2 separate regions of the Homo sapiens genome follow, and region 1 is linked to region 2. A link is a contact called in ENCODE Hi-C or POLR2A ChIA-PET data. All regions are on one chromosome and are shown on one strand. Each heading gives the region's core, a stretch centred on a gene start or an enhancer-like site at or near the end of the contact. The rest is flanking DNA. Distances are from core to core; before and after follow the strand shown.

The links. A loop is a pair of places that touch in the nucleus more often than their neighbours do. ChIA-PET counts read pairs that join two places held with the same protein, here RNA polymerase II (POLR2A). Pooled maps may share reads with other maps.
Region 1: a map with no recorded cell type shows a loop between it and region 2 (2.2-fold over the local background). The contact joins the enhancer-like site here to the promoter of LINC01928 in region 2. A Hi-C loop is called at or near these places in 6 of 168 maps with a recorded cell type or tissue (Caco-2, HCT116, HepG2 and 2 more), 2 of 37 single-sample maps with no recorded cell type and 2 of 50 pooled maps. POLR2A ChIA-PET finds 5 or more read pairs at or near these places in 2 of 52 experiments (MCF 10A and WTC11).

Annotation. Positions count from the first base shown.
Region 1 is chr18:11,497,175-11,502,507 of GRCh38, reverse strand. The region is part of intron 2 of LINC01255 (long intergenic non-protein coding RNA 1255); the gene reads right to left. Among named protein-coding and RNA genes, the nearest start is that of LINC01255, 11 kb to the right of the region's middle. Within about 2 kb of position 1,912, at least 2 of the 41 ENCODE cell types and tissues checked have a DNase peak (open chromatin) inside an H3K27ac peak, as active enhancers do.
Region 2 is chr18:11,453,163-11,458,897 of GRCh38, reverse strand. It overlaps LINC01928 (long intergenic non-protein coding RNA 1928), which reads right to left and starts at 4,420. Exons shown (of 4, transcript NR_146901.1): 1 at 4,365-4,420; 2 at 4,060-4,146. The region is part of intron 1 of LOC107985173 (a long non-coding RNA gene); the gene reads left to right.

The DNA of each region.
Region 1 (5,333 bases), core at 663-3,162, 46 kb before region 2:
TCCAAAACAACATGGTGAAAATTGAGTTGTACACTTTACTTTTCCAGAAAGCACTGGGTATATATGATACCCAATTGGTTTAAGAACCTCAGATTTCAGGAGGCAGCTCAGTTATCTCCCTGTAATAACAGCCAATTCCACAAACCAGTTGTTTGATATGTGGGGCTTGCAGGCCCCCTGGTTTGGGGATGGAAACAAAAACACCAAATTGGAGTTGGCCTGAAACACAGCTACCCCTGAACACTCAGCTGTCTCTGGTCACACGGGCTTGGCTTTGGAGACTGGGTTATAGCCTAGAGAGGACACGAGTCAAGTCCTTGATGCTACACGATGGAAGGACATAAGGGCCTGGTCGTGGCAGGTCCATGGGACTCTAAAAATGAAGAGCAACATCATGGAAAATATTGTGACTTAAGAGAGCATCTAAGAGGCAAAAAAAAGTGATTTTTTTCCCAAAGCAATGTAGACGAGGTGTTACTTAGGAAGGTGTTAAATTGAAGTAACACTTGGCCCATTTGAAAAATCACAGGAATACCAATACAAAATGGGAAGGGACTGAAGAATTTGCTTCCTGATGAGGCAACATTAACTTTGGAATTAGGTACATCTGGCTGCACTAATAGTGGTTTTCCAACTCACTGGCAGTGTTTATCAAAATGCAGATTCCTAGGTTCTTGCCCAGATCTAGTGAATCATGATCTCTTGAGGAGGTTCCCAGGTATCCTAATCTTTAGTGAGCTCTCCAGGTGATTTTAAAACACAGCTAAAGCTTTTAAGAGCTTACGATGTGCCAGGCACTGTTTCGACTGCTTGCTATGCATGATCTCACTTAGAATGTAAAATGATGGTACGAGCTCAGTATTATCATCTGTGTTTCATAGCCAAGGAAGCCAAGGCTTAGAGTAGCCATTGGACTTGCCTGCAGTCACACAGTGGATGATGGAGCAGGGATGTAAACACATGCAGCATGTCTTTAGAGTCCACACTCCTAAGCACCATGGTGCCTGCTCAGCTTTTTATGCTCTTTGTACTCTGGGAACCACTAAACAAATTAATTAACTTCTCTGGCTGTCAATTTCCTCATTGGTAAAACGGATACAAACAAATTTAAAAGTGTAAAGCCTGTAATGGTAAATCTTGATAATGAAGAGAAGTCCAGCAGCTCTACTTTCTTAGGCTATGAAGAACATCTTTGTGATGCAATGTTCTATATTTGTGGTTTGCATTTATGGACAAACTTCAAATATGGGAATGATAGTAATAATGAAGAATTTTTTTTAGTATAGTATGCTTTCTTAGATGTCCCCTGTGCTGAGCAATTTCACTGTGGCTAAATCTGGATCCCTTCTAATCTTTGAAAATTTCCGTTTTCTTTATTTGATTTTTCTACGTTTAAAAACTTTTAGCCTGATAAAGAAAAGATGCCCTCTTCTTGGGGTCAAATATTTAAAGGCCAACCAGTTTAAACACAACTATCTGTATAAGCAATAGTAAATACACCATCCCTTTGTCTATAGTGAAGAACTTTTGACCGGTGACCTGCTCACCTTTAGAAAATACATGAAAGCCTCCAGGCCTCTATTTTTTGCCCTGGCAAAGATAACTTGCCAGGAATCTTTACAGAGGATAAAGAGAATCACTTGTTTTTAAAATTAAAATCTTTTTTTTTTAAGGTGACAAATCTATCCTTTCAAATTTAAGAGCAGGAACTTAATTCAACAGTACACTTACAAATTTACTGCCTGTTGCTAAGGCTAAATTTGACAAGGTGATCTTTTATTAGTCATTCGGCCAGAAAAAAAAAAAATGGAATCTCCGTCAAGACTTTGCTCTTTCCAGCCGCACAGGGTGACTCATGTGAGGTTGAAAGCAAGTAGCTTTGGGCAGGACTGCCCTGGGGCACAGCTGTGACCTCTAGTTTTGGTGAGTCACAAAAATAGCTGTAGCTTACTTCCACTTGTCCATTCTCATGAGGCATTTAAACAATGTGAATTGATGAACCACAAACTGATTTTTGTTAAGGGTTTCAGTACCTTTCCTAGAAAAACGTTTCTAGCATGACCTGTAAGTAGGCAGAGTAAGTCGCCCTCTCATCTATCTCTAGGAGGCAAGTTGTCTCTTCTAGAAGACAAATAATGAGTGAAATTGCTGAAGTCAGGCTGGTTGAGGACAGGGCAGGGGAGGAGAGGGAATCTACTTGACTGATAACTCAAGAATATACTATCCCTCCTGAATAATCCAGCCTGTTGCAAAAGTTTGCATAAAAAGGGTGAAATCATTGACTGATATTAGTGAATATTTATCAAGTGCCTGCTATATGCCAGGTCCTGGCTACACACCGTGATTTGTACAGAAAACAATGAAACCTGAAGTGGTTCCTAAGCCCAAAGATGTGGAGCCTCGGAACATGCAGTCACATACACACAGAGGAAGTGCGGAAGCCCAGCAGTGGCCAGCGCTTCCAGGAGAGGCCGAGAGCCGGGAAGCGTGGTGAGGGGCTGAGCTAGACGGGACACTCAGGAAAGCCTTTCTGGAGGGGTCATGTTTCAGCTGAGATCTGAAGGAGAAATAGGGTTGAACTTGCCGAAGGATGAGGAGTACCTTCTGAGTAGAGGGAAAATGTCTTCAAGGCCTGGTGGAGGTGGCAGAGGTGGGGAAAGGAATGGTTTGTCTGATGAGCTGAAAGCACTGGGTGTCGCCGGTGCTTGGGCATCCTGGGGTGGGGGGAGTAGGGTGCAGATGGAGTGAATGACTTAGGCAGGAGAAGACCACGAAGAGCCTATGGGCTTTATACCTGGAGTTGGGGTAAGCTGCGGAAGGATTTTAGGCAAAGGGTGGTAAAATCAGGTTTGCATTTTGTAAAGAACTTTCTGTTCACCATGTGGAGAACAAACGCAGATGGACAGGCCAGATGTATGGAGACAAATCAAGAGGTTGCGGCATGGGCAGGCATGGTTTCTAGGATGAGGGTGGTGGTGAGGATGGAGACAGAGAAACCTAGGAAGGAAAATCTCCCTTGACTGGGAGAGAGACAATTTACACACAGTGAGAGAGAGAAAGACTGGATTGACTGCCAGCGTTGAAGCATCTCCAAATGGTGGATGCTGGTTTTACTCAGAGAGGAACCACTGGAAGCAGACTAAGGTTGTTATTGTGGGAAATGTTACGAATTCAGAAGCATATAGTGTTGAAGTGTGTCTTTCTGATATCCCAATAGAGACAGCTAGAAAGACATCCATCTAGCTATATAGCTCTGGATCTCAGAAGAGTAATCAAGATTGGACAAAGGAATTTGGGAGTCTCTGTATGGCCATGGGTATTGATAGAGTGTGAAAGGAATGAACTATAAATGAACTTTGAGAAATTACAACATTTAATGACTGGGTGGAGGAGGATGAGCCAGCAAGGAAGATTGAGAGGGACATGCAGGAGGAAAACCAAGAGAATATAGTTTCCTGGAAACCAAAGGAAGGTGGTATTTCAAGGAGAGAGAATAATAGTCAATGGTGCCAAAAGCTACAGATGGTCCAGTAAGATGAGGAGGGAAGAAATTCCACTGGATTTAGCAACACAGAGATTCTCAGTAACTTCAGGAAGATTAACTTCAGAAATTAATGTGAAATCCAAGGGCAGGGGCACGTTTTACCCAATGCAGACTATAACAATATTTTTAGGGCACTAATCATAAAGTTTAAAGCACAGATACATACTGACCTCTGGCTGACTGATTTCAGAGATATGCCATATGGATATTTCTGGAAAGATTTGTAGCTTTCTGGACAAACAATGGGGTGGGGAAGAAACGTAGCAAGTTTACGTGTGGGCGAAAAGAAAAGCAGTCAGAAGCCCTGAGTGTTAGTCTTTGCAGCCAAAATTCAAAAGCAGGCCAGGTGATCAGAGGTGCAGCTCTTGCATCTCTAAAGCTGCAGGGCTAGGATATAATTGCCAGAATCTATGAAAGTGTGAGTGCTGTGGGTTTTGCCCATGAAGGCAGAAAGGTGCAAGTGAGGGTCTTGTCCATTCTATTGCCAGCCATATTAGTCTGTTCTCATGCTGCTAATAAAGATGTACCCAAGATCAGGTAATTTATAAAGGAAAGAGGTTTAATGGACTCAGAGTTCCACATGACTAGGGAGGCCTCACAGTCATGGCAGAAGTCGAGGGGAAAAGCAAAGGCACGCCTTATATGGCGGCAGGCAAGACAGCTTGTGCAGGGGACACAATTTATAAAACCATCAGATCTTGTGAGACTTATTCACTACCACAAGAATCAACTCCATGATTCAATTATCTCCCCCGGTCCCACCCTTGACTCCTGGGGATTACTAAAATTCAAGGTGAGATTTGGGTGGCGACACAGCCAAACCGTATCACCAGCTCTGCATTATACTGGGGGTAACTCTGCTTTTTTTTGTTGTTGTTGTTGTTTTGTTTTTTTGTTTGTTTTCAATTGGGAATGAGGCTGTCCTAGGTTTTTTTCCTGAGGTCATTTGCAGTTTTGAAATTGTAATAATTATGTTCATCAAGGTGAACATCTAATTTTGCATGCTCAATTAAGCTAATTTGGCATTTGCTGTCTTGTCTTCATCATTGGATGAGCTAATTTTTTGTACTTTTTTTTTTAATCACAGTATTTTGTCTCCCCACTTGCCTTTTAATCCTCTGTGCATGTGGCAGTGAGCTGTGGCTCTCCCTCACAGGATGAGGTCATGTTTGCTCCCCTGAGGCCTTCTTTGTGCAATCGTGGTCTCTGTATAACACCAAGGCCGCAATTTTCAGGAATAAACATAGATGGGAATGGATGATTCCCTGGTTTCATAAAACCTCTAAGCAACATTAGATAATACTCATTGATAGAAGTAAAACTGAATTATTCTCTGTGCCAGTAGTTTTTATGTCTCATAAGAGATTCTACTGGAGGGATCACTGGGTATTTCAAAGATGCTTGGAAACAACACGTTGATGGAATTGTCTTCAATGGAAAGTCATAAATGTTTGCTGATGATTTTTGGTGGGTCTATCAAAATCAATTAACCCTACCATTGTTGCATTTTGTGCTCACTTAAAAAAAATTATTGAAGAGGATGAATTTTGCAGCAAAGGGGCAAATACTCCTAAATACTGAAAACTCTTTGAATTCTAGAAGAATAGAAACCTGAGAATTGTTCTTCAATGGAAGAAATATTTAGAAAGGCAATTTTCATCACTTTGTATTTTTCCGTGAAAGTGGAATAATTAAAAACATAGTGATTTAAGCTGACTCAGAGTATGATGAAAGAAACATTAAATTTCTTCTGAGTGGGGTATTTAAAAATCATATTGAAATCTGAGGA
Region 2 (5,735 bases), core at 3,171-5,670:
TAATCTTTAGGTACATTTTTATTTTTTCTTTGCTAATTTTTTATATCTTTAAAATTTCCTGTTTATGTAATAAAAAATATATTTGCGTCTATTCTTTCTAGTTTTCTAATTTTTTTACATTTGTTGCTTTAATCTATCTGTTATGTATTTGATTTTATAGTGTGAGGAGAATATCTGCAACATTTTGACTTTCAAATGTTTGTTTTGTCTCTAATTTTCACTTTAAGTATTGTCAGTTCTTGATCAATAATCACTGAGATCAGCATAAATTTATAAATATTAATTTCATTCAGTAACTTCAACTGTTGCTACCACCAAAACTTTTATCAATATACTTGAGTAGAAATCAAATGAATTGATATACAATAGTTCCTCGTTTATCCTTGGAGAATACATTCCAGGACCTCCAGTGGATGACTGAAACTGTGGCTAGTACTAAACCCTATACGTACTATGTTTTTTCCTACACATACATACCTGTGATGAAGTTTGATTCATAAATTAGTCACAGTAAGAGGTTAACAATAACTAATAATAAACTAGAGTAATTATAACAATATACTGTAATTAAAGTTATGTGAATATGATCTCTCTCTCTCCCAAAATATGTTATTGTACTGACACGGATTTCAGTCTGCTGTTAACTGTAGGTAATGGAACCGCAGCTAAGAGGAGATCTCTGTATTTACTATACTCTTCTGCCTGTGGAGTTGCAAGTGTAATCTTTCTTGACAGCAAGAGTGCTCATAGGCTGGGCACAGAGGCTCACGCCTGTAATCCTAACACTTTGGGAGGCTGAGGCAGGTGGACTGCTTGAGCTCAGGAGTTTGAGACCAGCCTGGGCAACATAGTGAGATCCTGTCTCTACAAAAAGTAAGAAGACAAAAAAATCAGTCAGGCATGGTGGCACACGCCTGCAGTCCCAGCTACTTAGGAGGCTGAGGTGAGAGGACTGCTTGAGCTCAGGAGGTCAAGGCTGCAGTGAGTTATGATTGCACCACTGCACTCCAGCCTGGGAGACAGAGTGAGATCCTGTCTCCAAAAAGAAAAAAAAAACCCAAAAACCAACAACAAAAAGAAACCAAAACAAACAAAAAAGAAAGTGCTCACCAAAAATTAGCTGCAGAAAGTTTGCAACACGTGGTCAGGGTGCTCTGGGAAAAGTTATTATTTTGGTGCAAAAGTAATTGCTGGTTTTGCCATTACTTTGAATGCCATTACTTTTAATGGCAAAACCAGCAATAACTTTTGCACCAACTAATATTCACAGCACTTAGGGAATTCAGTTGCATTTGCTGTGGTCATCATGAAGTGGAAAGAAAACTGAGATCTAAACATATTAGTGGCTAGCCCAAGTTTACCCAGCATGTTAGAGGCAGGACTTGTACTAGGAAAAACTACTGCTCCTTTCCTGCTCAGTTTTCTTTCCGTCGCACTGTAAATAACCTGAAAACCGCCCATTCATCACAGAGCATGGATTTGAAACCTAGACTGAGTAATGATGCCGATTCAGCTCTCTTTACTCCTGGGTTTTTCTTGTGTGGGAGAAAAATGGGATTAAAATATGGGCTTGTAAACTATTTGGTATTTGTAAAACAGAAATAGCCACAAATCTGTTTCTTTCTATTGTATTCTTCTTTTGTGCATTTAAAAAAATCTCTCCTCAAATTTTGTTTTTTCACAAGTTTAGCAATGAGAGCTAATACGCATGTAACACGACATCAGAGCAAGTGATATGAGATTACATTAGCATGTTCCGTTAGTTTATTATTTATTTTATTGACTGGCCTTAATGGAACTGGCATTCTTTATAAAAATGTTTCTATATCCCGTGAAGGGAATATTCAAATGATTTCATCATCGTTCAGGATCCTTCCTTAAGGTTCTAGAAATCAGTATTGGTGAAGCACTAGGTTATGTAGAAACAGTGTGAATTGGGGTGGTTAAAGGTTTAGTATGAATGTGATTAGAATGTTAAAAAGCTACTCAAATGCATTGAGATTAAGGGAAGAGACCCTGGCTACACGATCAAACAAGGCTCATATGTGCTTCTCTTTGAGGGTGGAGGTGACAGAAGTAAGAGTAAATATATAAATTATTTAGAACATATTAACATTAATTATTTCTAAAGATTGTATTCTGATGTTTCAAATTTATTTGGCTATAAAAGTTAGAATTATTAGTACTAGAAGTCATAAAATGGAAATCAAAAATTTCTGATGCCTCATCAGTAAGGCATGTTGTTTTTTCTTTTTTTTTCCCCCAGGTATTTCAGTATACTTGCTGGAGACACTGATGAATGGCCCGTCCTGGAGCCTTCACAGAGGCATGGGGTGCTTAGATACTAAAACAAAATTATTTGGCAGGGAAAAGATTGTTTATGCTTTTCTTTTATTGCTTACTAAAGGCCAACATTCTACTTTAGAGAGATCAATATTCCTGAATTGCAAACTTTTTAGAAGCCTAAAGGAAATGAATCCTTGTCGAGCTAAATGTTAACCCTCTCCCTATTACTGAAAACAGCAAAGCTGTTTTCCTGCTACAATTTTTTAATTATACTTTAAGTTCTATGGTACATGTGCACAATGTGCAGGTTTGTTACTTATGTATACATGTGCCATGTTGGTGGGCTGCATCTATTAACTGGTCATTTACATTAAGGATTTCTCCTAATGCCATCCCTCCCCCCTCCTCCCACCCTACAACAGGCCCCGGTGTGTGATGTTCCCCTTCCTGTGTCGATGTGTTCTCATTGTTCAGTTCCCACCTATGAGTGAGAACATGCAGTGTTTGGTTTCTGCCCTTGCGATAGTTTGCTCAGAATGATGGTTTCCAGCTTCATCCATGTCCCTACAAAGGACATGAACTCATCATTTTTTATGGCTGCATAGTATTCCATGGTGTATATGTGCCACATTTTCTTAATCCAGTCTATCATTGTTGGACATTTAATTTTGCTCTGCTTTAGAAGAAAGAAGAGGTAATCTCCGAGGAGCCCATGACTGGTTAGCTTTAGTTTTAATATTACAGCCAACCATTTCTTCCTCTCTTAAAAAATGTAATCTGGGTCTGTAGCTCCTGAAAACAATGTGAATATTTGTTAAGTGTTCAAAGGCCCCCCAGACCTCGCATGTGTCCCTTGTCTCACTGGGCCATGATTAAATTACCTCTTCTTTCTCAAGGCTTCAGCTTAAGCATTATCTCTAGGGCAACTTCCCTGGCTCCTTAGAGCAGTTGGCCTTCCTGGCACATGTCCTCAGAGCTGCCTATTTTTCTTCTGTCATAGCACTTCTTATTTTATTCTTAATGTTCACTTAATTTTGTCTTCTCTGCTACACTGTAAACTCCATGAAAACAAATACTACGTCTAATTTGCTTTTAAGAGCAGTGTTTTGTGCAGATTAAGGCACCTGATAAATATACATATTGCAGGACTGACTGAAAGTCATTAACCAGGCTTGCACTATGCCCAAGGCCCTTGGAGCCTAGGTGGGCATCACTACATTCACCTCAGACATGAAGACATGAAAATTCAGAGAGCTGGCACAATTTTCTCTGGGTTCGCAATGAGAGGTATTTCTGGTAGTTTCAAACCCAACCCTATACACTGCCCAAGTATATGCTCCTTTTGCTATAACATGCTTCTTTCAACATTTTCCTAAGCTCCAGATAGTTTTGGGAGGCAGGATATAGGATGCCCCTGGTTTCCCATTCCCTGTGGTCTTGTTGAAAACACTGCCCAGAGAAGTCTTCTTGCCCACTCTCAACTAAAATTATGTCAACAGGCGGTAGACTGAAGGCGGCACTCTCATCCTCTGGCTAACTCATAACTTTCTCTGATTGTTGCAGTGGACAACCAGAGAAAACTTTCTGGGTTCTGACTTGGGGTGGTAGCTTTACAGTTAGAATTTAAGACTGGGGCCTCATTTTGAAATGCTCTGGGATGCACTAGGACCACAGATTGCCAGCAACGCCACTATCCTGGAATATGTTAGAGTTTCAGAGTCCCAGGAGAAAAGTAAACCTGTCGCAGCCTACCTCACAGCCTCAAAGACATACCTAACCAGAGCAGTCTTCTACTTAGTTCAAATGAAGCTCTGTGGCCCCAGGGAGTCCAGGTCTGGTCCAGCACCTGTTTGGTATGGCCTGCAAGATAAGAATGGTTTTTACTGTTTTAGAATAATTGGAAAAATGTCAAAGGAAGTATAATATTTCATGACACAGGAGAGCTATACGAAATCCAAACTTCTGTGTTCATGAATAAGGTTTATTGGTACATAGCCACACTCATTTACTTACATATTTTCAGTGGTCAGTTTTGCACTAAACACTAGAGTTGAGTGGCTGCAACAGAGAATACCTACCCTGTAAAGCTTAAAATATTTACTGTGTTGAGCTTTAGAGAAAATGTTTGCCAATTCATACTGTAGTTGAACATTATAAAGAAGAAATTCATGCCGTTAATCAGATGGCGAGGTTGTCTCTCCCAGCAATCTTTCAATCTAAAAATCTTCAACTACTAAAAGTTAATAATCTGTGAAACTTTTTCATTGGTTCCAAAAATAGCAGCAACTACAAGTGCAAATTTCCACATCTCTCCAACCTTTAAAACCAGAGTTGGCCAAGCCAGAGTTTTTCTCATCTTGTGGGCTGGGGTCACATGTTCTGTTACCACGTCAGAGGATGTTACCATCACCGTGTCTGTGATCAGAACTTAGGCATAAGCTACTTCCACTCTCCAACATGCAAAACTACTCTTCCAAGTTGTGGGTAAAAGGAAGTGTTTGAAGACTAGGGTGCCAGCCAGTATGAACTGAGAGATGGGAAGAGTGATGCAAGCTGAGATTGAAGAGACACGTGTGATTCTGATCACGCTGAATCTTATGACCCATGTAAGAGTTTGCATTTTACACTAAAAACAATGTAGCAGTATTAAACTGCTTTAAGCAGGGAAGTGTTATAATATGGTCCTTATTTAATATATTTAGTTGGGCTGCTCGTGGAGGATATGTCAGAGAAGGATAGAATAAGGAGCCTAGTTGGAGGCATTGCAACAAACCAAATAAAAGATGCTAAGGTCTGATGTTAGAATGATGTTAGTGAAGAGTTAAGTGGGCTGATTTAAGATGCATTTTGGAGGACTATTGAAAGAACTTGGGAAAGGAGATGAATAATAGTGTTATTTACTGGGATGTAGAAGTTTGGAGGAAAGAGAATTGATAGAAAAATTCAGGAGCTCTATTTTCAGTATATAATGTTTGAAGGTCCTATTAGATCTCAAAATGGTATATTAAGTAAATAGTTTGAACTGGAAATAAACCAAGAGGAAACTGGAAAATAAACATGGTAAACTGTCTCTCTAGTTGCCATAGCAGGAGCTACTTACATCAAGAACCAAAAAGATTGGGCTTAAATGGCCTCACAGGGACAGGAGTTCAGGTATGTCATGTGATGCAAGGCTAATTGCTGAGTTGGAGATTTTATATGGAATTCGGACTTTTGAAATACCGTCAGTGAAAGAGTGAGTAGAAAATTTTACCTTTGCACAGTCAGATGACAAATGAATTTGTCTATCTCAGCCTGAGTTCTGGGTACAAAGGAAGAGTTATACCTGAGAATTTGTAACCACAGGCCTATCTTCATGTAGTTTGTGGTTTGAATACATATTGCCTACTTGATTTAGTAAACCATAAACCCATAAGCCCAATTAATATTTAAACATAGTTTATGGAGCC